Regions from separate parts of the Mus musculus genome. Here all the other regions are linked to region 3. The links are chromatin loops, found by intact Hi-C in ENCODE. Cell type or tissue: left cerebral cortex. All regions are shown on one strand.

What was found. Hi-C counts contacts between places; a loop is a spot of excess contacts. Peaks named below come from ENCODE experiments on the same cell type or tissue, not always from the same donor. Only the 100,000 strongest peaks of a DNase experiment are listed, where the experiment ranks them.
Region 1: a loop joins it to region 3, with 3 times the contacts of the local background. A loop is called at or near these places in 4 of 42 quality-filtered maps.
Region 2: it touches region 3 in a loop (4-fold over the local background); 13 of 42 quality-filtered maps call a loop at or near these places.
Region 4: it touches region 3 in a loop (2.9-fold over the local background); 5 of 42 quality-filtered maps call a loop at or near these places.
Region 5: a loop joins it to region 3, with 4 times the contacts of the local background. A loop is called at or near these places in 9 of 42 quality-filtered maps.
Region 6: it touches region 3 in a loop (5-fold over the local background); 13 of 42 quality-filtered maps call a loop at or near these places.

The regions. Positions count from the first base shown.
Region 1 is chr1:169,827,708-169,832,707 of GRCm38, forward strand. No RefSeq gene overlaps it. Among named protein-coding and RNA genes, the nearest start is that of Gm22114, 31 kb to the left of the region's middle. In left cerebral cortex, no CTCF peak of the experiment used is centred here; DNase peaks (open chromatin) are centred at 3,110, 3,324, 3,880, 4,109 and 1 more place; H3K27ac peaks cover 3,150 bases.
Region 2 is chr1:169,896,794-169,901,793 of GRCm38, forward strand. No RefSeq gene overlaps it. Among named protein-coding and RNA genes, the nearest start is that of Gm39699, 27 kb to the right of the region's middle. In left cerebral cortex, no CTCF peak of the experiment used is centred here; DNase peaks (open chromatin) are centred at 651, 2,032, 2,626 and 4,198; H3K27ac peaks cover 4,541 bases.
Region 3 is chr1:169,742,692-169,747,691 of GRCm38, forward strand. It overlaps Rgs4 (regulator of G-protein signaling 4), which reads right to left and starts at 4,951. Exons shown (of 5, transcript NM_009062.3): 1 at 4,789-4,951; 2 at 2,526-2,630; 3 at 1,984-2,045; 4 at 1,660-1,826; 5 at 1-1,229. The coding sequence starts at 4,832. The coding sequence ends at 990. In left cerebral cortex, no CTCF peak of the experiment used is centred here; DNase peaks (open chromatin) are centred at 3,108 and 3,746; H3K4me3 peaks cover 2,862 bases; H3K27ac peaks cover 2,217 bases.
Region 4 is chr1:169,816,827-169,821,826 of GRCm38, forward strand. No RefSeq gene overlaps it. Among named protein-coding and RNA genes, the nearest start is that of Gm22114, 20 kb to the left of the region's middle. In left cerebral cortex, no CTCF peak of the experiment used is centred here; DNase peaks (open chromatin) are centred at 325, 2,005, 2,884 and 4,776; H3K27ac peaks cover 2,580 bases.
Region 5 is chr1:169,671,996-169,676,995 of GRCm38, forward strand. Rgs5 (regulator of G-protein signaling 5) reads left to right here. Exons shown (of 5, transcript NM_009063.4): 2 at 4,832-4,942. Among named protein-coding and RNA genes, the nearest start is that of Rgs5, 19 kb to the left of the region's middle. In left cerebral cortex, a CTCF peak has its summit at 2,331 (motif pointing right); DNase peaks (open chromatin) are centred at 24, 582 and 2,332.
Region 6 is chr1:169,916,419-169,921,418 of GRCm38, forward strand. No RefSeq gene overlaps it. Among named protein-coding and RNA genes, the nearest start is that of Gm39699, 7.1 kb to the right of the region's middle. In left cerebral cortex, CTCF peaks have their summits at 1,784 (motif pointing left) and 2,997; DNase peaks (open chromatin) are centred at 476, 1,773 and 2,987; H3K27ac peaks cover 1,305 bases.

The DNA of each region.
Region 1 (5,000 bases), 85 kb after region 3:
AGGCTCTATGCCTCAGTATAGGGGAATGCCAGGACCAGGAATGGGAGTGGGTGTGTTGCAGAACAGGGGGAGGGAGGAAGGGATAGGGGATTTTCAGAGGGGAAACTAGGAAAGGGGAAACATTTGAAATTTAAATAAAGAAAATATCTAATAAAAAAAAAGAAAGTGAACCTAACCTACTTGTAACACAATGGAATGTGTCAAAATGAACCTGATTAAAGAAGTTTAAGGTTATAATAAACTGGGCTGCTGAGGTGGCTCAGTGGGGTCAATCACATTGCTATGCAAGGCTGGGGCCCTGAGTCCAGTCTCTGGAACCAACATAATGGTGGGAGGAGAGCCCTGACTCTGAAAAAATCTCCTTGTCTTCCACATGTGCATGGTAGTACTCCTGTCCTCTCATACACACCACATATTAAAAATAGCAATAATAATTACATAGTAATAGAGATTATAATACTCATCCTTCTAGAAGACACCCCTGATGGCTTTGAAGAAACAAGCTGTAGGCCATAAGTACCACAGCAGGAAAGGCACGGAGGGTGACCTCCAGCTCGCCACTTGCAGTAAATATAGCTTCCAGCTATTCTCATGGAAGGAACTGAATTCTGACAACAACTGCCTGAGCTTAAATATGGACCCCCTCCTCACTCAACCCTCTGATAATCCCCTTGGTCCTGGAGATACGGTGACATTCTTGGTTCCTCACAGAGAAGCCAGCTAAGCTGTGTTCCGATCCAACTTAAGGAAGCTAAAAGAATAATCAGGTGTAGTTTTGAGCATCCAGGTGTGTTCTAATTTGTTACATAGCACCAGCTGTGTCAACTTAAGTAGATTAAGAGACCAAGGTAGCAGGTAAAGCGATCCCTAGGTTTGTCCGTGAGAGTGTTCTGTAGGAGATTGATTGAGTTCAAGAGATCGATCCTCGGTGTACATAGGCACTATGCAATTCGTGAGTCCCTGACAGGACAACAACAACCACAACCACAACACCTAAAGGTGAAATAGTTCTGTTTTGTCTTGGAGATGCAATTCCTCTCCTCTTCAGCCTGTGGATAGCAGGACTCTAGGTTCTTCAGCCTTTCTACTGCAAGACATAAGCTGGTGGTACCCCAAAATTCTCGGGCCCCCTTCATTCTCAGACTGAGTTACACCATCACCTTTTGTGGAACTGGGGTCTTTGGAATGGTATTGAGCCATGCAAATGGATACCCTGGTCACCAGTTTGCATATGCTCCACTGGGAGAATTTGCTGCCTCTATATCCATGTAAGTTAATACTCTTCATAATCTCCCATGTGCTCTCTCTTTCTCCACTCTGTCTACCTAACTGTCCATTGCAATGCTCGCCACATGCAGCTTGCTTTGTCAAAGCCAGTAAGGAAAAGAATCTCCTAGAAAGATGACTTTTTACCATCTTGTATTATTCATTATTATTATAGTCTTACATTATTTATTATCTAGTATCGGTTCTGTCTCTCCAGAAAATCCTGGCTAATGCAGTATATCTCTTAAAAGCTAAGGAAGATATTTTTCATATTACCACACCACCACATCTAAAAGTAATTAATTCCTTCATGATATCAGGTGCACAAGTGTTCTCCTTCTTTCAACAATTACAGTTTTCTTTAATAGCTGTTTTTTGGTCAGTTGAGACCTAAAATAGCCACACCTTGCATTTAATTGTACTATGTCTTAAGTTTCCCTTGATTTTCAGATTGCTCTTGTATCTTTCATGACATTTACTTATTCAATCGCTGGGTCCTTTATTATGTAGTTTTCCACTTTCCATGCTTTACTAACCATTGAAATTGATCAACATGACTAAGAATGGCAGCTTGATTCAGAAGCTGCTCAAGTTCTGGTCTCTCTGAATGGTCCACAATACTTCCTACGTGGTCCTGCATACATATGACAATACCGTGCTAGGAAACTTAAAAATCTGGAAATCCTTAGTTCTTGGGCTTGCCTGGTGATCATTTGATCTTATTCATTGTAAGCACCCAAGCCATGAAATTCTTCTTTGACACCCCCCATCCCCTGCCTCTCAATTTTTCAATTGTCTTAATTCTTCAGAGTTCAGATATGTGATGAAATATGTATTTCCCACTTCTCTCCCTCCAACTGCCTTTATACCCTGCCCCAACATAGCTCTTTCCAAACGTTGTCTTCTTTTGGTTCCCTATAACCCACTAAGTCCAGTTAGTATTAGCCATAGGTTCATGTGTGTAGTAGGGTCATTCACTGAATCATGGGCAACATAGCAGTGACTACACATTCAAACAAAAACAAACAACAACAACAATGACAACAACAACAAAAGATTCCCACTCTCCCAACAAATATCAACTGCCAATAAGACTCCAATAATAGGTGGGGCTGGAGATCACCTACCCCAAGTACATGAAAAGATTGAGTGTCTCGATCTTGTGCAGGCCTCAAGCAGGTAACCATAGATGCTGTGCTGTGAGTTCCTAAGTGCCATAGCCACACAGCATTTAGAAGAAAGCATTTCCTAGCTCAACCCTCTTCCCATCCTCTGGTTCCAGCATTCTATCTACCCAGTCTTCCACAATGCTCCTGAGTCTTTGTAGCAAGGGGCTGGGGGTAGTTATTGATACAGGTGTTTTCTTTAGGACTAAACACTCATGATTTTATCCTCAGCATTCTGACCAATAATCTCTCCATTGATTGTTGCCCACTGCAAAATGAAGCTTCTCTAACCATGGTTGAAAGCACCAAGGTCTTTTTATACAAACAGAAGTGCTTAAAAGGCCAGTTGACAGCATGGAAATTTATCAAAATAATAGCAGGCTCTACCCTGTGGGGTGCAAAACCATATAGGGATAGTTTCCCCCACCCCCACCCCCAGTAAGAGTGAAAATCAAGATTGGGTTTCTGTAAGATACTTTAAATTGCTTAGAGAAAGATGCCATGTCAATAGATGTTATATATTTTAGTTTAAAGTAGAATTTGTGTAGGAAAAACAGATTTATCTTCCAAAATTCACATTTTCTCTGAGTATTTTAGTCTCCAAGGCTTACTTAGTATGTGGGGAAATTGTCTCCTTCTAGACTCGGTGATGTCAGCTAGATTACCATGGTAACAACAAGGGCAATATCTTGGATCACAGCAGTTAAAAGAAAGGTGGAATCTATTTGAAAATCATTGAAGTCCATAGCCTTTAAGATTGTAATTTATAGCTACTTCAAACTCCACTGCAAGGTCAGAGGATAATCTAAAATCAAATTAAATCAAGATATATCTCCAGAAGAATATAGATAAAGCATTTCTAAAGGAATGCAGATTTAAAAAGTCAGGATTCTTTGTCTTTCTGGTACATTTACTATTCTGGTGAGTCATACCTCCAAGGCTAAAAACAGACAAAGGACTGCATCCCATTCATTCAATGAATAAAAACAGTTTGAAATAGGTCTCAAACCTCTGTTTTCATTTAAAAAATTATTAAAGGCAAGTACACTAATTTGAATTGAAAAAATTAGCCTACTATGTTTTTTCTTCAATGATTTTATGCATTTCCTAATTATTAAATATTAAACATGGAAGACATCTTCTAACGTGGCATTATAGATTTAGCAAAACCAGAAAGATAGTGACTATGATATGACTATGGTCCCCTCATTCACAAAGACCTGGGTGAGATAAGAATTCAAATATGTTGAGTCATAATTTTCTCTTTCCTATTGTATCAGAGTACTTTATTGAAGGATCCTATTATGTTTCAGCAAAACTCCTCTGTCTTGCAGTAGAAGTGAAAGTGTGACAGAATCCTTTCCAGCTGCCCCACATCCCCGGAAAGCTAAGGAGGAGTGATGGCAGATGTTGGTAGTGTCACAGAAGTGTCTGTAGACGCTTCTGACCTGAGGGAGTCTATTGTTCTTGCTATCTCCCATCCAATGGTCTGTTTACCTTCTGAGATGATGTTTTTAGGCATTCTCTAACTTCTGTTGCCTGGAGACGCATTTTGCCACCTATTTTCCATTATTAAAACCCTTGCAATTTTTTTTTCCTATCCTTTCCCAATCTATTTTCAAACATCTTGTCAAACAGAGATACCAATTTAAGAAAGTTCTCCCAGCTGGAGATGCAGCTCAGTGGTAAACTTGCCCAGCGTATACAAAGCCATGGATCTATCCCCACCACCCTCAGCCCCAGTTCCGCAGGGCGAGTATGGAAGGTCCTCTCTGATCAGTCATCTGGTTAGCCTCACATTCTTTGCAGAATGCACTGCTGCAGAATCTCAGGGATGCGTGTACTCTGGGATTTAGGAGGCTTCGAAGGGACAGAAAAGCTCCTAAAACCTTTCTTCTTGGTGTTTGCTGTCTTAATCTTTAAAACCTCAGATTAGCAGACAGACCCACAAGGGAGCCCTCTGGAAGCTTCCGCTCTTCCCACAATCAGCTGACTGGAAGGAGAATCACAGCAAGCAAAGAGTGGGTCCTGCCTGAGTTCCAAGTGCTTTGCTTTTTACACGTTTCCATCTAGAATTGGTCTCAGTTTCTCGGTCCTTCTTGCCTACGGTCCTGTGTTTGTTAGTCCGTGGTCACCACCGTTCCAGTCTTTCCATCTCATAAGCAACTGAACTGGTTTTTTTTTTCCCCAAGGCTGATTTTTCCAGCGCCCCTCACCTTCGCTAAACCACCTGGTTTTGATCAAATCTCCGTTCCTTGCTGCTCTTCTTTCCCCACTTGGCGAGCAGCTACCCACCTCAATGCTCTTGCTCTTCTGCCAGCAGTAGCATCTCCCACTCTGACGCACTCCCTTGCTTTATCCACTCTCTCAGCTGTGGACTCTCATCTTCACATCTGAAAGGTGGCACAATAGTCCTCCTGGACCCAGCCCCATTCAGCCATGGTGGATGACATTCAACAGTCCTGCTCTGCCTCTCTATTCTCCATCAAATCCCAGTATCCGACTCACATCTAGGCTGGTGGGACTGCCCAGAACCTGCATCTTCACAGCGGCTCCATTGACTCTGAG
Region 2 (5,000 bases), 150 kb after region 3:
AAATAAAATATTGAACAGGAATTATTGTTTATTGGGGTTTAAGGCTAGGCATGTACATACGGCCATCTCATGATTTGGGGACATAAAAATGGGCAGGCAGGATGGTGCATTGACTGTGGGTTTGGAGTGATCACCTGCCTCAAGCTCGCTGACTTGCCTTTGGTGATGGCCCATAACCTGAAGTTCCATGCACATTCAGGGCTTAACGATTCATCATTTGTGGCTGGCAAGATGTTCAGTGGATAAAGTCACTTGCAGAATGCACAGTAGAAATAGAAAAGCAGACCCTGAGAATTATTCTCTCTCTCTCTCTCTCTCTCTCTCTCTCTCACACACACACACACACACACACAGAGAGAGAGAGAGAGAGAGAGAGAGAGAGAGAGAGAGAGAGAGAGAGAGAGTAAACTTTAAGTTGAGAGAAGTAAGACCAGTAACTCTGAAATGAAGGCTCACTCCTGTCAGCCTCAACAGCTCTCCTCTCAGAAGGAAATCCTTCTGAAGGCCAGGGATACCAAAGGGATGGATGCTTTGTTTCTGACAAAAGGGTTATTGACATAGCTTGACTGAAATGGTGTAGCATTTGAATATCTCACACCCTAGTGGGTCTACCTAGGGCCTCCTTTTACCTCATTGCTCTGTGGATGCAACCCAGTTAGAAGCTACTTACTGCATGTGTGGATCACAGCCAGCTGAGCTGAGTACATCCTAGCAAATATCTGTTCCAAATATAAAATAACACACTAGGTTTTAAAGACTTTGGAGGAGAAGAGAAACATAAAATAATCTCAATAATTTCGCATTGATTGTATGTCAAACTGACAACATAGCCTTGGATTGATCATGTCTGTCCACTCTCTTCTGAAAAGGGAAGTGGGCCCAATTAATGTCTAGAATTTCTGCATCTGATAGAAGACAATAAGCCACTTTAGGTTAATCCTCCAACAAATGGCCTCTGAAAAAAATTTTGAAGGGATCATAAGCAAACAAAGTCTTTGTAAATTAAATATATGAGTAAGCATACTATAGTCCAACAATCTACAGACATGCCACAGTAGTTGTTTGAGGGGGAAACAGATAATTAATATAAAAGGAAATAAACTAAGGGTCTATATTTGTTACTTTTTTCATTATTACAACAAAATACCCGAGAAATGCATTTTAAAGGAAGAAGTGTAGTCTATGAGACAGGGAAGACAGGGTGGCATGGGGCCCCTGGTCACACTGTACATGCAGTTAGAGCAGGAGAGGACATGAATGCTGGTGCTCAGTTGCTTTTCTCCTTTTATACATTTCTGGACCCAGCTGGTGGAATGGTGCCAAATGCATCCCAGATTCAATTAAACCTGTCCAGTCACTTCTTCCCAGGCATGCCCAGAGACTTGTCATGTAGATGATTCTAGAACTGGCCAAGTTGGCAATTAATACTAGCCATCACAGGACCCTTGCACAATATGAAGATAGTAGTTTGTCATAAACTAGGGTTGTCTAACTTTCTGTGTATGAAGTCCCAAAAATTAAAGATTATCATTTACAAAAAGTATTGGTCTGGATGGGCTCCCTGCTCAGAGTAGAAAGCTGGAAGCACCAAGAGAAACAAATGGGTCAGAAAGACGTCAGGCTCACCTGTCTTTAGGGCCCCAGACAACCACTCTGAATGCTAAGTTAACTCATGTCTCACCTGGGACCACAGGCTACAGCCATCCAGTCTCTGCTCTGTTCACAAAGCAGAAGAAAAAACTTCATTTAAAAAGATTGCTCTGACTTTACATAATGAGACGTTATGTAAAGAACAAACTTTATTTCAGGGACAGTACTGACCAGAGCAAACAGTGATAAGGAGAAAGGATTAAAAACATGTCAATCACATTTATGCCTCTGAGCATTCAGTGTGTACACAAACCTCACCCCATCAGCAGTTTCTCCAGGCACCAAACCCACTAACACGTCGGTGTTGAAAAAAATTTAGGTGACCATCTCAGCATCCACCGACTTGTTTCGGGGCTGGATGAAGGAGGTATTTTCATCAGCACCATCTGTTAAGAATTTGCTCATTTTGCAAGTTGATTTAAAAAAAAAAGCAGCAAGATTATTTTGACAGTTGTCTCCTGATGTCCTCCGCTGTGAGTTACAATGCATCTTTCTAAAATTCATACCTTTAAGTCCTAACACCCGGCATCCTAGAAAATGATGCAAATAGGCTCGATGCTGGTGTGACTAAGATGAGGTCAAACTGCAGCAGTGACTGGCATCATGTTTTAAAAGGGAACTGAGAGAGAGAGAGAGAGAGAGAGAGAGAGATGTGACAATGAAGGAAACAATAGAAATGACAATTCCACAAACCGAGGACCCTAAAGATTGACAGTGACCCACCAGACACCAGGAGAGATCCCCAGGGAGTCTGCTCTTCCTCACAGCCTTCAGAAGGGATGGCCTTGCCAACCTTGATCTCTCTCTGAACTCTGAGAACTGTGAGAAAATACATTCATCTGTGAAACCACGGAGATTGTGATACCCTGTTATGCTGTGACTGGTAAATGAACATAAGCCCACAACGTAAACTGATGATTGGTGAAAACTATCTTCCACTGATACTGAGATACAGCAGGCTCTGGTTACGAACCGAGTCGGTAAATAGCCTGGCTCCATCAATCACCTGGAAGCTATGAAGCTGAGAAAATACAGCACACCCTGAACTGACAAGTGAGTGCAATAACCGTCTTACCTTATGGGACGAAATGAGCTGATGCTGTTCTGCACTCGAAAACATTACCTGTTCTTACTGGTTAGGTACATTGTAAGTTATAAAATACTTTCTTGTCTTTTGTTTCTTTCTTTCTTCATATTCCAAGAGCATCGGGTTGTTATTTACATTTTACAACTAGATTGTGAATCTCACGGATTTAACTAGAAATCTGGGTGGAATTAAGATACAAGGTGGTTGGAATGACACCTGATCCACCTCCTGTTTCAGTAACGTTGGACACATTTTCTAATCCCTTCTATGTACCTACTCTTCCAGATGAGATCTTTCACCCAGTGAGCACACTCAGTCCTCCATAATCAGAGCCTCTTCTCATGTCCTGAGTAAGTTAATGCAATGTGAGGAAGGTTGACCAGGATTTTTCTGTCTTGGACATAAAGAAAAGCATCTGGGAGCCAATGAATGGCATCTTCCCCAGACGCTGGAAACGGGGAGCAAACTGGTTCTTTTGGAATTCTGGGGTCTGCAGAAAGGAAACTAGCTTTCCATCAGAAAGTGTACTGTCACGGGACGCTTGCTTTCCTGACTTTCAGAACAGTTAGATGATAAGTCTCTAATGTTTAAGCCACTAAGTTGGTGACAACGTCTTACAATTTGCAGCAATGGAAGCTAACACATGGCTACTCATATCTACATCTGCATACCTCTTCAAGGAGCTTCTTCACCCCCCCCCCTCACACACACACACACATCCTTGCCCTCCCCCCTCCTTCCAGTCAATTGCTCCAAAGTCTATTCCTATTATTACTATGGGACACATATCCTCCACGTGAAGTAAATAGTCCATTGTGCCATCTAAAGACCCGCCCCTCTCCCTCAGTGCTGTCTCTCAGGGTCCCTCTGGTGATATAAAAACATGGACCATTTTCTGATCCTATTACACACTAGGATGACTTGTCATCATTTCTTTGGCTCCCATGACCAATTCACACAAAACAAACAGTATTAAGTATAAACATTTATTTTATCAAAATTCTAGAGACCCAAAAGTCCTACATTAACCTAGCAGTAGATTGTACTCCTTTGTGAAGGACAGTCATTGCCTTCCTCTCTCATCCTTGGTAGTGGCTATAGATGCATTCCTTGGCATGTAGATGCACCCACCTCTTCTCTACCTTTCTCTTCAAATCTCCTTCTCCTCTGTGTATCAATCTTCTCTTTTATGTCTTATAAGGACATATGTCATTGAATACAAAACCAACCAGGCTAACCCAAGTCCTTTGCTCCATGCTGAACCAACTACACTATCAATTTCATTCTTTTCTGTCTTCTACCAAAGTGACCATAAGGATGAACAGAACATGTGCAATGTGACAGTCGTGGGTGGCACGGAAGTCCATTTTCTCTGCTTCCTTGTGCCCTATCCCTATTTATACCCAAGTGCCAACATACCACTTACATATTAAAATTCACTGCTGTGGGTGTCATCCAGCATTATGCTTCAAGAAGTTTGTCAAAAGCACAGCTCATTGTGGATAATTCTGGCTGCCCGGTAACTTAATACCTTACCACCAGATTGTTTCATTTGTGCCAGAGCCCTGAAGACTGCCAGGAGCTATTTTCAAAAATTATGCCTAGTTCTGTGCCATAAATAGCTTGACTATGTGCCAGAACCCTAGACATCTATGCTGTGATTTTCTTATCAGAGTTTGATAGAAACCATGCACACATCCCAACAGCCTAATGTGGATGCCCCCAGTACTACAGTCTATGGCATGATATGACCCAAATGGAAGGACTGATTACTGATGCAGTTTGGATTTTCTGCTGAGACTTCTCCTGCTTGAGGCTCCACTGGGAGATGGCAGCCTTTCACATTTTCTAGTGAACAGGTCAGAGTACATTCTCAAGTAGGCAATATCCCACATTAAACATATATGGAGAATAATTTGATTATTTTAACCATGGAGGGGGTGGGTTTTCTATCATCCCTAAGTTCTTCAAGAATTTCAGAGTTGTAGGAGGGGGGTTTCTAATGTTAAGGTCCTGTTCCCCATTTGATTCTTGATCTGTCAGTAAAGAAAGCCATGGACCAATTGCTGGGCGAAAGGTACAGGCAGAACTTCTGAGTTCTAGGAGGAAAAGGGAACACAGAGAAGGGAAGAGGGAGTTCCACCATGCTTTGGATAGAGGAGAACCAGCAGCCATGTGAATTCTCGAGAGGAGTGATGGACTGTGGCCACTCCTGTAGGCGGGTGGTCAGAGATGTATAGCAGGGACTAGATTCAACTGACCA
Region 3 (5,000 bases):
CATTCCTTCATTCAGCTCAAACATTCAGCTCTAGACCAACCCAGCTGCTAATCAGCACACCCTGAGCACCCAGGCAAAGGAGGGAAGGCCATCAGCAGAGGGACTTAAAAAGTGCCAGTAGTGATCACTGATGCAAGGCAGTTCAGTGTCAGTCAGACAGCAGAGTTTTCAGAGTGCTCACCCCTTAGCTTAGTGCTCAATGTGGAGGCCATCAACAACTAAACACAAAGGCCCTGGCTATTCTCCGCCAAGACCCAGTGGTTCTATAGAACTCATTCCCCACAAGTTACTGTTCCTTTCTTAGCCTGCATGGCAGTTAATTCAGTTTGCCCTGTTCAGACACGGTATGAAGGACCAGAAATCAGAACATGCATGCAAGCATGTCTACACACTCCAGTTTGAGCACCTAGGATCTTTCCCATCTTTTCTTAAAGAAATGTGTGTGCATGTGTCAGTATATACATATATAGATAGATAGATACATATTCATGCACATTCACACACATTGAATACATAGGTATAATATATACAGAATGTATATGCATATGTTATGTATATTTTAATGTATACATATGCATACACAAATATCACCTAAACATTGAGAGTCCGTAGGAAGTGCTGCTGGCCAACATTACATGTGCATGGAATGTCACATGAAGTGTACCAACTAACTAACTTGAGGTCAAACTGTTGAAAGGGGCAGACTGCCAGCCATCTTTGAAAATCCAGACCTACGGAGCCATTATTTGGAAACTTGCTCACCCTTAAGGAGACTTGGGAAAATTTAAAACAAATTGGGTCTTACCCTAGTGAAAACCCCAACACCACAACTAAGGCTAGTTTTACATGGAAGTGACTCACACGCGGCAGGCAGCATGGACACTAGGCTACAATGTGGATAAAGCATTGGTGCTTAAGATCAATATTTGGCCTCAGGTTTTTCAGAGCATAGAGTCTTGGCATTTGGGCTCCCTGCCTCTGTGTGAGAATTAGGCACACTGGGAGACCAGGGAAGTGCAGTCTGCAGAACTCTTGGCTCCTTTCTGCTTCTCTGCCCCGCAGCTGGAAGGATTGGTCAGGTCAAGATAGAATCGAGACTTGAGGAAGCGGCGGTAGGAATCCTTTTCCATCAGGTTGAAAATCTTCTTCTGGGCTTCATCAAAACAGGTTATTGTGGGCTGTAACATGTTCCGGCTTGTCTCCTCTCTGGTGCAAGAGTCCAGGTTCACCTGAAGTGCAAAGACCAAGGTTGCATTAGATCTAGTGCCCTGTTGAAGAGAGGAGGCTGCAGGCTTGGAATGAACAAGGAGTGGCTGGGACCCTTTCTTTACATTTCTCCCCGGAATGAAACCCGGGACATTTGGGTCTGCCCTGACATATGTGTATAAAAGGTTCCCTCTGCCTCTAAGTGGAAGGAGAACTTTCTTTTCCTTTACTCTCTCATTGGGGAGATTTATGGTTATATTTATTAAGAAGACTCATTGATCATATAGACAAAAGCAGCCTTTTTCCCTAGTAGACTTCCTTGGAATATTGTCGAGATTATAACAGCCAGCTCAGTGGCTCCTTTAACTAGTAGTTCTAAAGATCCCTGACCCTGAATGCCTGTCCTAGGAATTCCCACTAAGATCTAGAAAGTTCTCTGCCATGGAAACGTACCTCTTTTGTTGCTTGCACTGAGATGAACTCGTTGTAGATCTTCTTGGCTTTGGGACTTAGTTTAGAAGGTGACTTGATCTTCTTGTACTCCTCACAGCTGATCCAGAAGTCAATGTTCTCCTCGCTGTATTCCGACTTCAGGAAAGCTTTGAAAGCTGCCAGTCCACCTGTGACAGAGGACAAAGAGACACAGTTACCCAGACATGACTTGTCTAGTGCTGAGTAATGCTATTTTCAGTGTGTGTGTGTGTGTGTGTGTGTGTGTGTGTGTGTGTGTGTGTGTGTGATGACAGAGAGAGAAAGAGAGAAAGTGTGGTTACTTACATTCATGGTGAATCAGGTTTTCCAACGATTCAGCCCATTTCTTGACTTCTTCTTGGCTTACCCTGGAGATATTATAGAAGAGAGAAGGATTTAAATACATAGCATAGTATTAAAAAAAAACTAAGGCAATATGTGCTATATTGTTTACTAGGATACTTTTTCAAGAAATATGTAGATTCAAATTCTAATTATGATTGACATAAACTAGACTCTCTTGTCTATCTGCCTGTCTATCTCTCTCCATCCTCCTGTGTGTGTGTGTGTGTGTGTGTGTGTGTGTGTGTGTGTGTGTGTGTGTGTGTGTGTGTGTTATAATATCTTCTTATAAATCTCAGGCTAGTCTTGAACTCATGGCCCTCCTAACCTTCCAAGTGATGAGACTACAATTGTGTACCCTCACCTTGAAAGTAGAGGCCATCTTGACCCAAATCTGGCTCAGCTAAGGGCCTGTCTTCACACTCACTCTTTACGTACAACACACAACTTCTCTATTATCAGATAGTTAACCCTCAAGGGCTCTTCGCTGAAGCCACCTCTCTTACCTCTGGCAAGTTACTACTTTGTCCTTCTTGCTGTGTGAAGAACTGTGTTCGCAGGAATCTGACTTCTGCAGCAGGAACCCCAGCCGATGTTTCATGTCCTTTGCACTGCAAGGAAGAAGACAACACTTAACATGAAAAACACATTTCCTTCAAAGAGAGACATGAAGGCTCTTAAGACTGCTGTGTGGGTCAGAAGCAGTGTCCTTAGGGGACTTGCAGTGGCTTGAACTCCCAGAAGCGATTCCTTTGTTTCTGCATATGGCTTTTGATATCGTTGGTGAAAACATGTTAAGAAGTGGCTGCTACTTTGAAATGTGTGCAGTAACTGCAAAACAGGACCCATGCTGCCTGTAGGACATCTTCTGGCAGCCTGGTGCTACTTCCCAAGGTGAGCAGGGGAAGCACTTCTGTAAAGTGAGTCCAGTTAGCCCTGAAAATGGTAGCCAAGGAGTTCTCAGTGTGTGTGTGTGTGTGTGTGTGTGTGTGTGTGTGTGTGTGTGTGTGTGTGTGTGTGTGTGCAGAGCATCAGCTTAAGTGTGTAGTGCTGCAGAGAGGAGCAGGAAAAGTGAATGGTACAAGGGAGTGTGCTCAGGCTGAAAGTGCAGCCCTGCCAGGCTGGTTTCTAGGCAACCTCCACCTAGAGCTGCAAACAACAAACAAACAACCCCAAATCTACATTACAGGGAGATGCACATTTAAAAGGGCATCTGAGACTTTGGGATAGGAGAAGCAAGACAGAGTCAAGGCTGAGGCAAGTAATTAATTAGAGCAGTTTCCACTTTCCAACCACCACTCAACAGCCAGGGTACCACAGAGTTTCTGACTACTTGAACTTCCAGCTCAACTCTGTCATTCTTTCTTAATAGATTTCTAAAACTATATTACTATTATCTCTTTTATTATAAAAGCCAAGAATGGTTTAAATGTGTTTCCAGAGCAACAGAGGATGAGCCGTTCTTGCCTGAAAGGGTTGGCAAAGAACGGCAGTGCTCAGCAGCCCCTTAGGATGGAGGTTGACAAGCTGGTTGCTTATCAGTGGATTTTCTTAGAACGTCCGAATCTCAGGCTATTCTTGGGCTGCCCTTTAAGGTAGTATTTTTCCATCTCTCATAAGGCCATCTTCCTTTCTCTTTTTCCCAAGCTGGTGACTGGTGACAAAATCCTTCCCAGTAACAGCAAGATAAAAATCACCAGAGTTGGGACAGTCCTAAGGTGATGCTATGGATGCATTGTAATCCAGCCCAAAGAGATATGACTTCCTGTCTCCGTGTGCTGCCTCTGCCTGAGCCCCGGCAGCTACTGACTAAGTGAAGGGGCATTTCCAAGGAGCTGGAAGCGTGTTTGGCAAATATCTTGTAACACAACAGAAGCCGAAAAATAAAAACCAAAGTTACGTTAGAAGTCCCTGGAGACAGGTAACCTGGACATGGTCCTTCCTCTACCACCACCAACCATGTGACCTTGAGCAGATAAGACCCTCTGGAGACCCTAGCACTGAAGATGAGAGCTGATTAACCCTTTGAGGGCAGACAAACATTGTGCTTTGGGGAATTATTTCCAAGTTGAGATTTATATCTCCAAGGATGGTTAGGGAGGTTTGGTAGAGCCACAGATCACTTCTGACCTCTAAGTTCAAGAGGAAATCATGTAATACACACTAACCTTGTGTTTTATTTTAAACCAACTACTATATATATAAGTACTCCATGAAATCATTCATTCATACCCTTAAAAAAAATGAACGCAAAGGCACACAGGTGCCTCTAAAACTTTAAGCTGCTATGTTACAAACTGTATATATTTCTCAACCACAGAGATGTAGTTTGGAAAAAAAAATCTTTTATGCTTACGCTTGTTGACAACCAAGGCAGAGGACACTGAAGAATGCCACAGAAAGCATTCTGACAATGTCTCCAAACTTCCTTCTGAGGTTTCTTCCCTCACACAAGAACTAGTTAATCATGATTTCAGAAATGCTCCAACAGGACATGGTTATGGAAAGAGTACAGATGCATCCCCCACACCTCCTATCACTTCGTAATTCAAACAGCTTAACTAAAGGACCCAGCTTACAAGTCAAAGCCAGTCTCAAAACTGAAGTCATGTAAAATACAGCAATCTGGCTGGTCCTAGGGAGACGCTACCAGGGCTTCCTGGAGCATATAGCTTCTGATCCCAGAGAACTTCCTAAGCAAAAGCATGCAACTCACTGAAAAAGTCTATGCAAAACTTTAGCCTGACCAGTAACAGAAACCAATCTTACCTCCTCAGGCAGGAAGCCGGCAGACCTGCAAGTCCTTTGCACATCTTGTTTAACTGAGGGATTCTTAGCGAGGAGAGAAAGGCAGCGGGAGCCGCGGTGGTTTCTATTTTGAGCACAGTTGCTTCTGCTCTGCAAAGAAGCTGTCAGAATCCTCTGAGCCTCTGGCTTTCAAGCCCGGTGGGGTCTCTTTTATAGCTCAGCCACGCACCCGG
Region 4 (5,000 bases), 74 kb after region 3:
CTCTTCCTTCTTCCCCCTTTATATATCAGTGATATCCTTCTTAAATCAAGACTCTGTATGTAGGGCAAGAAACTGAGGTGCATCAAAAATATCAATGGTTACCAGGCACACAGTTTGTCGCACCAGCAGGACACCTGTGGAAGCTCACTGTCGTGGGGATGGTACTGATGTGAATTCAGGGAAGGAAAGTGAGCTGAAGGAACCCCTCCTAGGCTCGCAGCTACTAAAGAGCATCATTTTTTTCTTTGCCTGAGGCAAGCCAGTAGGCACTCGGCTCTCTCCCTCCTGCTGCAAGCCTATTTGTCTCTGACTCACAGGATGACTAGGATGAAATTTCATTATCCGTTTGCTTTCCATCTCTTGAAGTTTCTGGCTCTAGGTTTGCAGCAAGCTTCAAGTCTACTAAAGGGTTTTTGACTGATATGCAGCAGCATTGAATCATGGTAGATTTTCACACATTCATAATTACTCTTCTGAAGTAGCACACATTCACTGTTATCTCCGGATAAGAGGAGCAGAGAGAACAACAATGTCATTTTGCTACTTGCTTCTAAGAGATGGAAGCAATTTGTGACCTAGTTTTTTGAGTATCCTAAATTCCCTTGAGGCTAAAGTGAAAAGCAGAGCCTTGAAAGGCTGAGATGGAGACCAAATGAAGAATGATGCCTGTCTCAGTGGCCCCTCCCTACCATATCTGTGAACAGAGAAGCAAGGAAGGGTGGGGTTTTTCCACTGGGCTACACCTAGTGATGTACATAAAAATGGGAAGAACTGCAGATATCAGAGTTTATATGAATCCTGTTATTCTATGACTGAACTTGTAAAACAATCATTTTGGTTTTTAAACTGACTGAGCTCCATGTTAAAAATCTCTCTAGCTCTGTGTCTATGTTAATCATAGACCCAAAACATAGGGAAACAACAAAATTATGTCTCCAGAGGTTGCCACACATCTGACTTTTTTTGGTTTGGGTTTGTTTGTTTGTTTGTTTATTGTTTTGTTTTGTTTTGTTTTGTGGCAGTGGTGGTGATGGAAAATTAAATAGCTTCTCCTAGGCCCATGCTTGACTGGGAATGAAACAAAAAGAGTCACATATTCTGATCTGTGAAGTCCAAGGAGGGCACCTGCAGTGTTTAACAAGCCTTGCCCTGCCCACACTGAGTGACTGTTTCCCATACATCTAAACGCAACAGGCCATTTTGGTCTAGTCTCCAGATACTGTTAGTCCCCCTTCTACTGAGTTGCATAGAAATGCTATCACTTGAAAATACAGAGAAAAATTAAAGTTAGAGGAAGGGCAATATTATTCACCTGAAAACAGAGAGTGCTCTAAAGAAGAGGTGACATGGACTCTTTCTGAATTTATTTGGTTATAAAAGTGAACAAAGCTGGACATAGGGGTGAATGCCTGTGATTCCAACACAGTAGAAGCTGAGGCGGGAGAATCATGAGTTCAAGGCCATAGGAAGACACTATCTGGAAAATAAAATAAAATAAAATAAAATAAAATAAAAGCAGAACGTCAAAGAATATGTACTCCTGGACTTCACAAATGTATTAGCTCTGTATTGATTTCCCTGTATTCAGGGACATTGTCAGCCATTCGTACACATTCTACCAAGACGCGGTCCCATCGTCCATCTTCTAGAACACCTAGAGAGAAGTGATTCCACAAAGATGTCACAGCTCCCCAGACATAAAATTAATTAATTAATATTAATTAATGTTAATTAAAGCTCTTCTGGCTTGTAGTCTGTAGCTATTTTTAATGCATCATATCATTCCTTTGTAGGAGAATTTATACCCATAATGAAGATATTTCTCGAACAGTAGATCCTTTAAACAGTAAAGAAATGAAAGGAAAAACACGCAGAGTAGATTAGTTACAGGGTAAGGGAGAGATATTTGTATTCTGCCTAAACCAACACATTGCAGCTGCTTTCTCACCATCAGGTTAAGTGGGAACAAATCTGGGGGATTCTGACACATGTGTTAGCCCATTTCCTGTCACTATAACAAAATGTCTGAAAATGGGTACTTACAGAACTAAAAAAGGTTTGTTTAGCTCACAGGCTTGGAAACCAGATACCTAGGATTGGACCACTCCACCCTTTTGCCATGACCTTTTTGGCTGCATCACAGTTTGCTAGAATGACAACAAATACAAAGGACAGAAAGAGGCATGATTGGACAGGAAACCAGAGAGTAAAGAGGAGCCAGCCCCCATCTTTCCATAACACAATTCGGTTTTACCAAAACCGACTCATTCAATGCAACACAGCATTGATCCCTTATGAGTGCTAATGCTTTTAATAGTCTAACCATCTCCCACTAGGCCTTACTGTTTCAAAGATCCCACCACCATGCTGGTGGACCCACTTTCTAGCACATGAAATCTTGTGTTAGCATTCTGTCTCTGATCCACTGCACCTTCCATCGCCTGACTGGGAGTGACCTTCAGGCTAACACACAAGGTTACCATTCACTGCATCTGGTGAAAAACTTCATTATATAACATCTACTCTGTCAAGAGTGTAAATAAGTTGGACCAATGTCTCAAAATCAGGACCCTGCACACCTGCTTTCAACTGACTATAGAATACAGGATGTGTAATTTTACAGAAATAAATGCGAACGGCCTGAACTAAGGAGTGGTGTCATGGCCCTCACACATACTCATGACTTGCATATACAATGAGTAGGATAAAAGTCGACGTGAAATGGCAGACCACAGACAACTAGTTATTTTCCCCAGTGATCAGTCTCAGCACTCTCTCCCTCTCCAAACCAAATTTGTTCAGTGTCCGGTAAAGCTAATTTGAGCTGAGTTGCTATGGGAACTGAGAAAGGGGTTCCTGGAAATGTAATCATAATTGCTGTCATCTCAAAGGGCAGCAGCTTGAGACTCCAGTGCTCTCCCATATGTCTGCATTAGGCTAGTGTTAGCAAATGGGTGTCAAAAGTCATTTGCAGTCAAATTGCTAAGAGAATAACCAGCAGTGTTGGGTGTTGCTCAACTAAGCTGCTTTGTCAAAGGACAAATTTGTCATCATTGTTTTTGAGGTAAGATTCTCTTTGCAAGGTCTCATTTCATTGCCTGGAATAGAATCTAAATGTTGTCTGTCACCAGACACAAATCTTAGGACCCGTGAAGGTAAAAACTCTGAGCCGCGAATCTCCTTGGGTTCAGAGGATCTGTTAGAAAACTTGAGAGTTGCTAGACAATCGCTGGATATTCTACCAGGTTTTAGAAAAAAAGATAGGTGGTGTGGGGTTGGTGATTTCATAATTTCAAGATTCAAAAGCCCAGTGGAATCAGGCCACAGACTTGAAATGTGTCCTTGGGATCAGCTGGTCTTTGCTACTCAAAAATGTGAGCCACATACCTGCAGCATTGATGCGACCTAAGAGCTTGTTATATATAGACGCCCAGACCCAGACCCAGACTTGATGATTTATAACCCACCATTCTCAGATGGTCTAGCTGTGCACTGATTTTGGGAAGCGCTACACTAGTGAAATGTCTTAATTTGATAGAAAAAATGGCTGAAATCTTGACTGAAGTCCAAAGAAGTGAAGGAACTTTGCCCAATGTACAGATGGGTCTTGGTAGTAGACCCAGAACCAGATCCTACCATGCCTGAGAGGCAGAATCTTCCCATCACCCCATGGGACTTCTTAAAAGCAGGAACTGAGAAGGGTATGAGAAATTTCATAAGAGATCTTCTTGTTTTATGGCACTCCCAGACATTAAACTTTTTCTGACCTCAAATTGCACTGAGGGGGACAGGAATTCTGAGAAGGATTAGGACAGTAACTAATTGAAGGAGAAACTATTCCACATATCTCTTTAACAAGGCTGAAAGTGAGCCGCCTTCCTAGGGGTTGACTCTTGACTATGTGAGTAACCTGACCCAACTGGAAGATTAGGAGTCCATCAACACCAGAGATTCTATTCTCTTGACCACGTGTTTTCTTAATGAGCCTTTACTGCTGCTCTAAGAACATTTGCTGGCCTCATTCAGGTGAAAATGACCAGCCTTCATGTCTATTTGTGGTGTTCTCTATCACCCTATGAAAGCACCTGGCAAATGTTCACTTGAAAACTGAGAAGACCAGATGACCTTTGACCTGTCTATCTTCACACCATTCCTTAAAGAGTCCTATTGTCACAATCTATAAGTTAGTGTGAATTACTCCACAGTGTAATTTTCAGCCTTTTCATTTTCAGAAAGCTAAAATGTCTTTTTCTGATCATTGGAAGTTTAAAAATGGGACTAACAGGGGGTTTAGGGAGGGTCCAGATTCTGCCCACCCTCTCTGGAATTGCAGAACAGAGCTCTGCTTAGGCAGCAGTGGCTGGTTACCAGTGTTTCCCATGCCAATCATTCAGTGTGAAAGAGTGTGTGTTGTGACTATGCTTGGTACCTCACCCCAAAGTAGAAAATAGTATTCTCTCCACTTCCAGATGCCTGAGAACACATAACATCTAGTGACTACCAGAGCCTGGCAAGAGCTCGCCAGTCCTCCTTTCTCCTCTCTCCCCTTTTCCCTCAGTCACCACTAGATGACCTAGCCAAGCCTCACCTTATCCCATAAGTACAAGTCATTAATTCCTAGTTCTTTACTAATGATTTGATTCTGATACCTACAGTCACAAATCATCCCCTAACTTAGCAGTTTAGCACAAGGGCAGTTTTATTATCTCTCACAGTTTTATCAATGGGCCTGGTCTCTAGCTGGGCATGCCCTACTCTATGTACAGACTGCAAGGGCTGTCGTCTTTGATTGGTTGGAACTATCCGAGATAGCTCATTCACAGGCAGAGATTGAGGTAGAACAAAAACAAACCCGAGAACTTATGCTTGCTCCCTCCCTCCCTCCCTCCCTCCCTCCCTCCCTCCCTCCTTCCTTCCCTCCCTCTCCTCTCTATCCCCCTCCCTCCTCCTCCTTCCTCCCTCCTTCTCATCCCTTCAAGGTGTCCTAAAGCATGATTGAT
Region 5 (5,000 bases), 71 kb before region 3:
GACCTTTGCAGCTTGAAAAGTGTGACTCATCTCCAGAATTCTCTCCCTCTGATTAAATGCTCCACCGGGCATTTCCAATTGATTTTATTTCAAAACAAGTTTTCTTTTTCCTTGTAACACAAAAGGATAACAGACCCAAGGAGACACAAATCATTTGGTGTTAATCAGCATTAATGTAATTTAGCCAGAGGGAAGGGCCTAGTGTGCAGTCGAAGAAAGCGAGGGACCATAGCTGATGTGGTAAACACATTAGAAAGTTCTCCTCTCCAGATAGAGATGATTTTGAAATTCAATTAATGTCAGATACGCTCAAGTTTATCTAGAAACGGGAAACGAATTTGGTGAGTTTGAACCTCTTTGGCTTTCCCATTGATTTGTACTATTCCCACACTGTGTGAGGCTCTGACAGGAAGGAAGGCAATGGAGGGTGAAGCTCTTTTCTGGGAACTCTTGAGAGCCATGCAGTAATTCTGTGGGGTTTTTTTTCTTTCTTTTTCTTTTTGGAGGGTTTTGCTTGCTTGCTTGCTTGCTTTGTTCTTGTGAGGCTGCCAAGTATTCAGACTGGCTGGAACCTTATCACTGGTTATTTTCATTGGTTACTGCTTGGTGAGAGTGAATGCAATCTTACTCATCGTACTCATCCTTCTCTTCAGGATTACAAATGAATAAGTAGGTCAGTTCCTGATGAGCTTTCAATGTCTTCTTCTTCAGCCTATATATACTAGGCCAGGGACAAAGCCTCAGCAACAGAGTTCTCCCAAGCACACTGTTCCCTCTTTCTTGCATTCCCAAGGCCAAGAGGAAGAGAATACCTGGTGTTCTGGTATAGGTATCAGCTCTGAGAAGAGGAACACACGTGTATGCATGCTTGTATCTGTGTGTATACACAAACACACACATAAGTGTATATATTATAAGTATTATATATCTCATGATGTCTATGGAGCAAAGGATAACTTTAAAGTTCTCATCTATCCACCTTTGCGTCCTATATGGTGGGATTATAGGTCTTTGTCACTATGCCCAGTTTATGCAGTTCTGAAGGTCAAACCCAGGGCATCTTACACACCAGGTAAACAACCAATTGAGGCTCATCATCAGAACATGATTTTTCAAAAAATAAGTGATGTTATAAGTAGTACGTCTTTTCTAGATCACATAACACACACAAATGGCCACTGGACAATTGATATAGATAAAATGTCTCTAGAGTTTTGTTTCACTCGTGTGTGTGTGTGTGTGTGTGTGTGTGTGTGTGTGTGTGTGTGTATACCATCTTAGGAAATGAGTGATCATTTATAAACAATCCTTATGGTAAAATGCATCGATAAATGGACAGATAAAGACAATTTGATCCAACCCAAGTTAATAAAATAGTTGGCCTCCTCTTTACATGGAAACATTTTTTTTGAAGAGCCCTTTCTCTACCTTTAACTCTTTCTTGCACACATGCCAAATATGTCACAAGCTTGGTGCAGCATGGTGGTCCCTTGTCATCTCCATTGAGAATAGGAAGACAGGATGACCACATTCAATACCGCTTTGTACTATGAACTGCATTACATTTCACAATCAAGCAATCCATCTCGCGGCCTTCTCTCTGCCCTGAAAGGTCAGTCAGGCTAATGTTAACAGATTTATAAGAAACAAAAATGATCTTGCTCAAGTGAGTGACAACTGGCCATTCTCCAACTCTACTTCTGCTTCTTTTGAGAAGTTTCCTGGACTTACCCTAGTGGGAACTGAGACTATCTGTTCAGGGTCTGCTTCCTTCCGGAAACCCCAGTGGAAGAGTTCAATGGGCTATAGGCATCTTAAAAGCAAAGACCAAGGCCTATGGGTGTTTGTATATTTATTATGTACTACCTGGCACAGAAAACATAATCAATTTGTAAATTCGCAAGAAATGAATGACTATTTTAAACTCTGTTGTTACCTTTACCCCTTCATACTTGACTATTGCTCTTGCATGAGAAATTGTAAACCAGCACCTTCCTGCCTTTTACAAAAGCAAATGACTCCAGTGAAGCAAGAGAGAAAAGAACAAAGAAATAGAAGTGGGGGAAGAGGGGGGAGGGGGAGGAAGCCTAAATCTTAAAGGACCAACCAAACAATACGAAACCCCCAAACATGAGAGTGTATCACTCGTCTTTATAGAAGTGTTGGTGGATGCAATGTTGTGTCAAGTTCAACATTAATAACAGCTTTCCATATGTGCACAGCGGGAGAGGCATGTGGAGTCCAGGAGGCAGATGACTCTTTTTACTGGATAGTGAAGTGTGCCTGGGAGAAGATAGACCTTGTATCTCTGACAGTAGTGCTCTGTACTGGCCAGCAGGGGGTAGTCACAAGTGCTGTATACATTGTCCAGTCAACTCCCAATGATCAATTTTTTATCCCAGATAATATTATATGGTAGTAGTCTTACTTCCAGAGCTAGAATTTTCCAGGAGCCCTTTACAATTTAAAAAAAGTGATCTATGTCATTTTCTGACGCTTTCATTTGGTGCTTATAGGTGGAAGCCATGGGCTAGAGCTGGTTGAAAACAATAATTATGCAATTAAAGCTAGCAATTCAAATCATCTCAAAAGTCTGAGAACTTAACTATTTCACCAGACCCAACTTCCAAGCCAGAAACACTTAACATCAGGTAGTTTGTGTAACTTGTAGAGCCTGAACTCAAAGGGAGAACATCTCACTCACTGTGTAATATAAGCTGTCGCTTCCCCTGCCCCGCAGCAGATGATTTCCAATTCCCATCACAAAGCTTTGTTTAGCTAAGATACGCTTGATGTTAAGAGGTCGGGGGCTGTGCTCACTCACCGGGAAGTTTCTAGAGAAAGAACAAAAGTAAAATGAAACAGAGATGAAAAGACACCTCAGAGTTAACTATTTCTAAATCAATTTCTACACCATATTTTGAGCTAGTAGGACATTCTACATGGTAATTGGGTATTTGTGGCTTTTGTAAGTTGCAAGACAGGGCTTTCTTAACTGTGACTCTAAGATGCAAAATTGTTAATGTTGGTTGTGTATGTTACCTCTTTGCTATCTCTATGCACCAAATAGAAAAGTATGTTTTCGATATCAAAATCCTGTCTGATTATAATGTGAACCCCTCATAGCTCTTTAAGGCTTTGCTTATGATTGGTACTGACTTGGAGACCAATGGTAACAGATTGGTAAGAAATGAAATCGAGATAATTTTAGCTCATGATGACAAATACTATTGAATATTTGCTAGGTTGCCAAGCAACTGTGCCAGGCACAGAGATTAAAAGGCATTTAAGACTCGACTCCTACCTTGAAAGGGTTCTTCTATACAGCTTAGAAAACAGGCACAAATCAATAGCCCTAATGCAATATGATAAGCCCTATCCTCAAAGTGCATGTGGAGGGCCACAGCGACAAAGGAAGAACAGTCTAGGGTTTCCTAATACACAACTGATCTGTGAGTTACTATCTGAGATTAGGGTTTAGGGCTGGAGAGATGACTCAGCTGGTAAATGTACTTTCAACACAAGCCCCCATAACCTGAGTTCCATCCCCAGAAAACACAACAAGCTTGTTGTTGCGGCTTACATTTGGAATCTTTCCACTCCTATGATGAGGTGGGAGGTGGAAACAGGAAAATTACATGAGATCTCTCAGAACATTTAGATTGGAATATTCAGGGTAACAGAAATGATAGAGACCTTGCCCAAACGAAGTGGTAGGAGAGAATCAACTCCCAAAAGTTGTCCTCTGACCTTCACAGATGTGTCATGGCACATGTGAACACACACAATTATAGATGGATGAATGGATGGATGGATGGATGGATGGATAGGTAAAGACAAACCGATGAGTAGATAGATAGATGATTGAGAGATAGATGCATAGATACATGAACGGACAGACAGACAGACAGACAGAAGAAAGATCTATGTTTATACAATTTCCATGGTCTGTTTAAAGTATTGAATCATGAAAAAGATTTGCTTAAAAGATTTGTTTTAAAACTGAGTGAAAATCACTGCATCCCTTCCCATAATGGGAGACTATGCAGAATTCTGACCACATCTACTTACTGAAATGCTGAAGTTAAAGGACTATTAAATCTCCAGTCCATCACTGGAAATGAGTCTCCTCTAGGAAGGCTGCTGCAAAGAGGCTACTTACAACAGCTAGAGAGGGGCAGAGCAAGGATTTTTAGAACAATTAAGCAAAAAATACTGTAATGTTATGATTGCAAATGGCTTCCAAAGACATCTAGCTTTACTCTGTCATTTTATAGAAAGGGGACAGAGATCTGGCAGTAAAAATAAAAACAAAATGGCTCAAATGTAATGCATCTAGTTGGTGGCCAGAGCCAGCGTCCTCAGGAGACTGAGAGACAGTTTCATTTAGTAATTACACCCGGGAATTGTGGACACAGACTGCTCGGGCTGGATCGCATACTCACTGGGCTGTATTAAGATATTTAAACTTCCTGTCATTCAGTTTTCCCCTCTGCAAAATGGGACAAGACTATATTACCTGCCATATAGAAATTAGAAAGTAAGAAGAGAACAATTAAGGTTGGAGTGCGATTATGCAAATAATTGGTGTCCTCTACACACCAATGATTGGAACCCACGTGTCCTGTTTTCTATCTTTATGGGGCTTTTTTGTTTTTGTTTTTGTTTTTTTGTTTTTTTTTTTTGTTTTTTTGGTTTTTTTTGCTGTAATAGAAATAAAAGAAGCCAAAGAGGTTCTTTGCATTTTCCTTTCTCTGGTGCAGAAAGAAAGCACTGTTTGAGATGTGTGTGCCCATGTGTCATTGTTGTCCCCTGACATCTCTCCTTTCAGGGCCAAGGAGATCAAGATCAAGTTGGGAATTCTCCTCCAGAAGCCAGACTCTGCTGTTGACCTTGTCATTCCATACAATGAGAAGCCAGAGAAGCCTGCCAAGGCACACAAGTGAGTCCTGAATATGGGTTCCTCTCATTTTCCCTTCAGATGACAGCTGTTTTTCAAG
Region 6 (5,000 bases), 170 kb after region 3:
TCTTTTGAACTATTGGGAGGGACAAAAGGGCAAGGCTGCAACCACAGGCATCAGAGGACAATCTCACAGACTCCGAGGACAATCTCACGCAGTGAGGATCAAAGTGGAGACCGCGTGGATTTTCCATGAGGAAGGCCTGTGTTCTGCTATCACAGGAAGAGAAGCAGAGGAAGCCTCGTGTCTGGTTTGAGCTTTGGTCTCTGTGCGTTTGGGATCTGGGGGGGGGGGCGGGGGGGTTGTGAGCAGTGGGACTGAGCACCAGGAGAGAAGAATCCCAGATGCTGTAAACAGCCCCTTAAGTCCCTTCCATCATCACGTCCCCCAAAGGGACATCTCCAGCACTCCAGCCAGCTACGTGCTTCTCCGCATTCTCAGCCAGATGTAAGCTGGCCAAGGAGTGGCCATCTGGACTCATAGAGCCCATTAGAGCCATAACAGGCAGCCTAGTCTGGTTATAAACACCAGCGTCTCTCAAGCCAGCTGTCTCACGCTCGGTAATGACACACTTGGGAGGCATCTGGTTTGGGACAGGAGACATCTCTCCCATGGGCTTCAGGAGCCTGGGGGTATCTGGCCCAGGCAGGCAGCACAAGGCTTCTGGAAGAAGGCTAGCAGGCTCTTTCATTCCCTACCTCGTGCTTTCATCTTTGTGTGCCTACCTGTAAGGAGTGCATGCCTGCACGTACACGGTTTGGGAATTATTTTCTCAGGAACACTGGAGACAAAGGGGCTTTCATTAAAACAGGGATATGTGAGAGATTTGAGAACATCTGGGTCTGTCAAGTATAAAGCCATTTGGACTAGGAAGGGTCACATATGTAGGTAGCCCAGGCCTTAGACATTCTTATGTCCTATTCTTATAGGAGGAGGCTGTCTGGGGGCACTTGTCTACGAGCAAACACACCTGTGTCCTCCCCTTCTGTAGATGGTCAAAGGGAGGCAGGAAACAGGCGGGAGGCCACTCATGAACGGAAATCCCACCTCTCTGTTCACATGAAGCCCAGAATGACAGCTGTTCCTCAACAACTATGCAGTTCCTTCTCTTGCTTCTGCCGCAGCTCTGCCTGTGACTCCTAATTAAAAGGAGCACGCTGTTTCTCAGTTAGTCATTAGACGTCTGTCCCCCTTCCCTTATCTTTAAGCTGCCAGGGGAATGAGATTGCAGGCAGGTGACTCTTGCCACCTCCAAGACAAAGCAGCTATTATGGAGCAGGTCTTTGAAAATGAAGTGAATCACATTGATTGGAAAGCCCCAGCCAGTGATAACGTCCATTTAATGGGTGGTAACTGCGTTGGGCATGTTGCTAACAGCTTTGCTTGGATTGTAAAGTGGGTTCTTTACATTTAAACACACACACACACACACATTCGCTGTCTCATAAGTCTGCCTCTAAGACTCACAAAGGACAATTGCTAAGCTGAACTAGATGTTGCTGAAGTCTTAAGTAAAGAAAGTGAGCTAAGTGGAGAAGTGGGGGGCGAGAATGACTCGTCCTGTGCAGAGCTTGAAAGGTGGAAGAGACAGCTGTCCCCAGGGAGGCCAGAAGCACAGAAGACGGGACTGCTGGGCACCTAGGCCTTTGGGGAGGTGGGCTTACATCCAAGTAGAGAACATGCCCCTCAGACGTCTAAGCCCTGAGGTGTTCCTTACAGTGAGAAGCTGGATTACCACAATCAAGTGAAGTGGGGTACAGGTTGCTGGGTGAACCCAACTCCAAACTGCAAAACCTGACAGAGCTTCAGTCCACAGCCAAGGGAACATGCATAGAGCGCCACCTAGAGGGAGTCAGGGGACCATACCCAAGCAAGCTGTGCTGAGACAGAAGGCAGGCCACATTCTCCCAACTACTGCAGTGGGGGCTGTCCCTGACTCTGTTGCCTGCCTGTGGGTCTGCTTTCCACTAACTGAGCCTCAGTGAGAGAGGGTGCGCCTAGTCCTGCATCGACATTTGCTGGGGGTAGTGGGGTACCCAGGGAGAGCTCCCCCTTCCCCCAGGAGAAGGAGGGGGGGGAGTAGGGGCAGGAGCCGGAAGAGGGAGGAACTGGGAGGAGAGGCCTGGCATTGGAATGTAAAGTGAAGTAACTAATTAATTTTAAAAAGAACATTCAAAGAAGCAATATTTCCTGTAACGAGTAAAGCTTTCTGGAAACAATAAAGTTTTATTAGAAAGAAAGAAAAGAGAGGAGGAAGGAAGGAAGGAAGGAAGGAAGGAAGGAAGGAAGGAAGGAAGGAAGGAAGGAAGGAAGGAAGGAAGGAAGGAAGAAAAAAGAAAAAGAAAGTCTGCAGTGAGGTAGGTAAATGCTACAACAGCAGTTCTGCAGGAAGTTTTATTGTTTTTCATTCTTTTGGGTTTTTGGGGAGTTTTGGGGGTTTGGTTTTTTTTTTTTTTGGTATTTGGGTATGTTTTAAAGGTCTTATTTTTATTTTAGGAGCTTCACTCAAAATGACCTCTCCTAGAAATATAATTTATTTAATCAATACCAAAAAAAAAAACAAAAAAAACCTTTATTTAATTTTCTATTCTGACAAAAGACAATCGATTCTCAGCACCTAATTCTGTGTTTTGCCTAGTGTGATTGCACAGGCAATTCTAGCAGTTGGGACGTTAAAGAAGGAATATTACAAGTTGTAAAACAGCCTGGGTTACAAGTCCCTGTCTCAAAAGTCAATCGACAGCACTGAAAAGGAAGGGAATTTAAATGCTTCCAAACTTCTGACACGGAAAAATGAAGCTTCCAGGTAAGAGGTCTGAAAGCATGAAAGCCCAACTCTGCGAAACAGTATGTGCCTTCAGACGAAATAAATCACCAATGTAAAGGGAACTGGAAAGGGCCACTTCGTTAGGCCAGAGAGGGGCTCTTGTTCTGTTCCAACCCTTCCCTTCCGAAGGCTCTGGGGCAGGACTTTATAAATGATTAGTTTCAGGTCTCACTTTCAACGCAGCTAAGCAGGGTACATGGTTTTAGTGCGCCACCCAGTGCCAGAGCCAGAAACTACAACAAACTTTCACAAGGCGGGAATTAAAGGAATCCGACTGAATATCCAGCCTTGGTTAGTTACTTCTGTAGCCCGTGCACCTAAATTCCAATACAAGTTCAAAGTTCAGCAGTTCTGAACTGAATGGTTTCAAACTCTGTCGAAAAGCAAACAGTATCCGGGGGCGGGGTCTGAGCAGCTTTCTTATGGCAAACTCAACCTAATACAAGCGGCCAAAAGGGTCTGGCTTTAAAAAGTAGAAGCACTTCATTCCCTAAGGATAGTTCTCTTTACAATTGTGCCACCCTCTCTTGGACCCCACACTTCAAAGAAGAGCATACCGTAATAGACAACTCGGATGCCTCAGGCAGACGCTGAAGCTCCGTTTCGGCCGTAAGGATAGAGAAAGGAAGTCGTGGCTTTAAGCTCGGGGATACTGGAACAGTAATTGTGATGGGGTAGACTAGTATGGAGAGAGCAACAGCCGGCATTTTTTACTTCAATGCATGTTTCCTATTATTTCCTCTTAATTCACCTTCAATGACCGTGGAGTCTAATGGAATTCTTCCTTAAACTGTTTGCGATTCTATGTGTAAATCAATATCCTTGGACTTGTTGCTATAAAGTCCATTTTATTTCTTGGCTTTAATTACCAGTGGCACCATCACTGACTAAGATGCTACTGCTAATTCCAGAATAAACACCAGTGAGGGTCAAGATATTTATTTTTAAGTATCATTTTGTTAACATGAGACCTGTTTTGACCACATTCCTTATTCATAGACTATCTTCTTGTTCACAGAATTCCTGTTCACATACTATCTCCTTCGTTCCACTTGCTGTGTGCCTGTTTGAGTGCCACTTTTTGGTTTCTTTTGTTTTGTTTTTCCAGATAGGGCTTCTCTGTGTAGCATTGTAGAACTAGCTCTGTAGACCGGGTTAGGCTGGAACTCACAGAGATCCACCTGCCTCTTCCTCCCAAGTGCTGGGATTAAAGGTGTGTAGCCTGTGGCAGCCACCACAGCCCCCACCACCAGTGCCTGATCTTCTGCACTATCTCACCAGCGCAGTGCCATGCTCAAGGTCTATATGTGGCATCAACCCAGCAAGGATGGTAGTTGTGTATGAAAGAGGTTTCTTGATTGTAGCAAAGACAGTTCCTCAGTGGATGTTCAAGAGAGGGATTGGAATCCTTCCTTGGCTCTGGGACTTGGGCATGAACAGTTAGGGGCTTAGTGGTTAAGAGAGAAGTAGTGAGAGATCACTTCCAGAAGACCCAGGTTCAGTCCCCAGCCCCTACATCAGGCAGTTCACAACCACCTTGGAATACCAGCTCCAGGGAATCCAACACCCTCTGGCCACCACAGGCACCTACACACATGCACACATATCCACATGCAGACACACATACATACTAACAATTTAAAATAATAATATTTAATCTTGTTTTAAAGAGTGAACAGTTATGAAAAGAAGTGATCAATCTTGACAAAGCACTCGGGTTTTCCAAGCAACAATGTCTTCCTGAATCCAGATTTCAGCCTCTTGGCTTAGCCCCTTCATACTGTGTTCCACAGACCTTCACAGACATGGCAGCTTACAAACAATAAAATGTTATTTCTCACCTCGCTGGAGGGTGAGATCAAAGTATGGGCAGCTTTGGTGCCAGATGGGTGTGGACCCTTCTCCCTTGACAGAGGGATGAGGAAGCTCTCTGGATCTGCTATAGTAGAGCTCTAATACCACTAGCAAACATTCTGCCCTAATGACTGTAAAATGAGCACTGCCTTGCCGGCATCATTCCTACCTGATGTGGTCATGTGACTAACTGCTTCCTGCTCCCATCACCTTAACTTCCTTAGCTCCATGGGCTGAACTGCAAACTACGCCAAAGTAAAGCCCTTTCTCCCTAAAGTTGCTTTTGCTGGACTACTTTTTTACAACAACAGAAAAGTGAGACGAGGTTGTTTAGAAATAGGGTCTTTGTGAGTGTGAACTAATCAAGATGACTGCACAAGGCAGT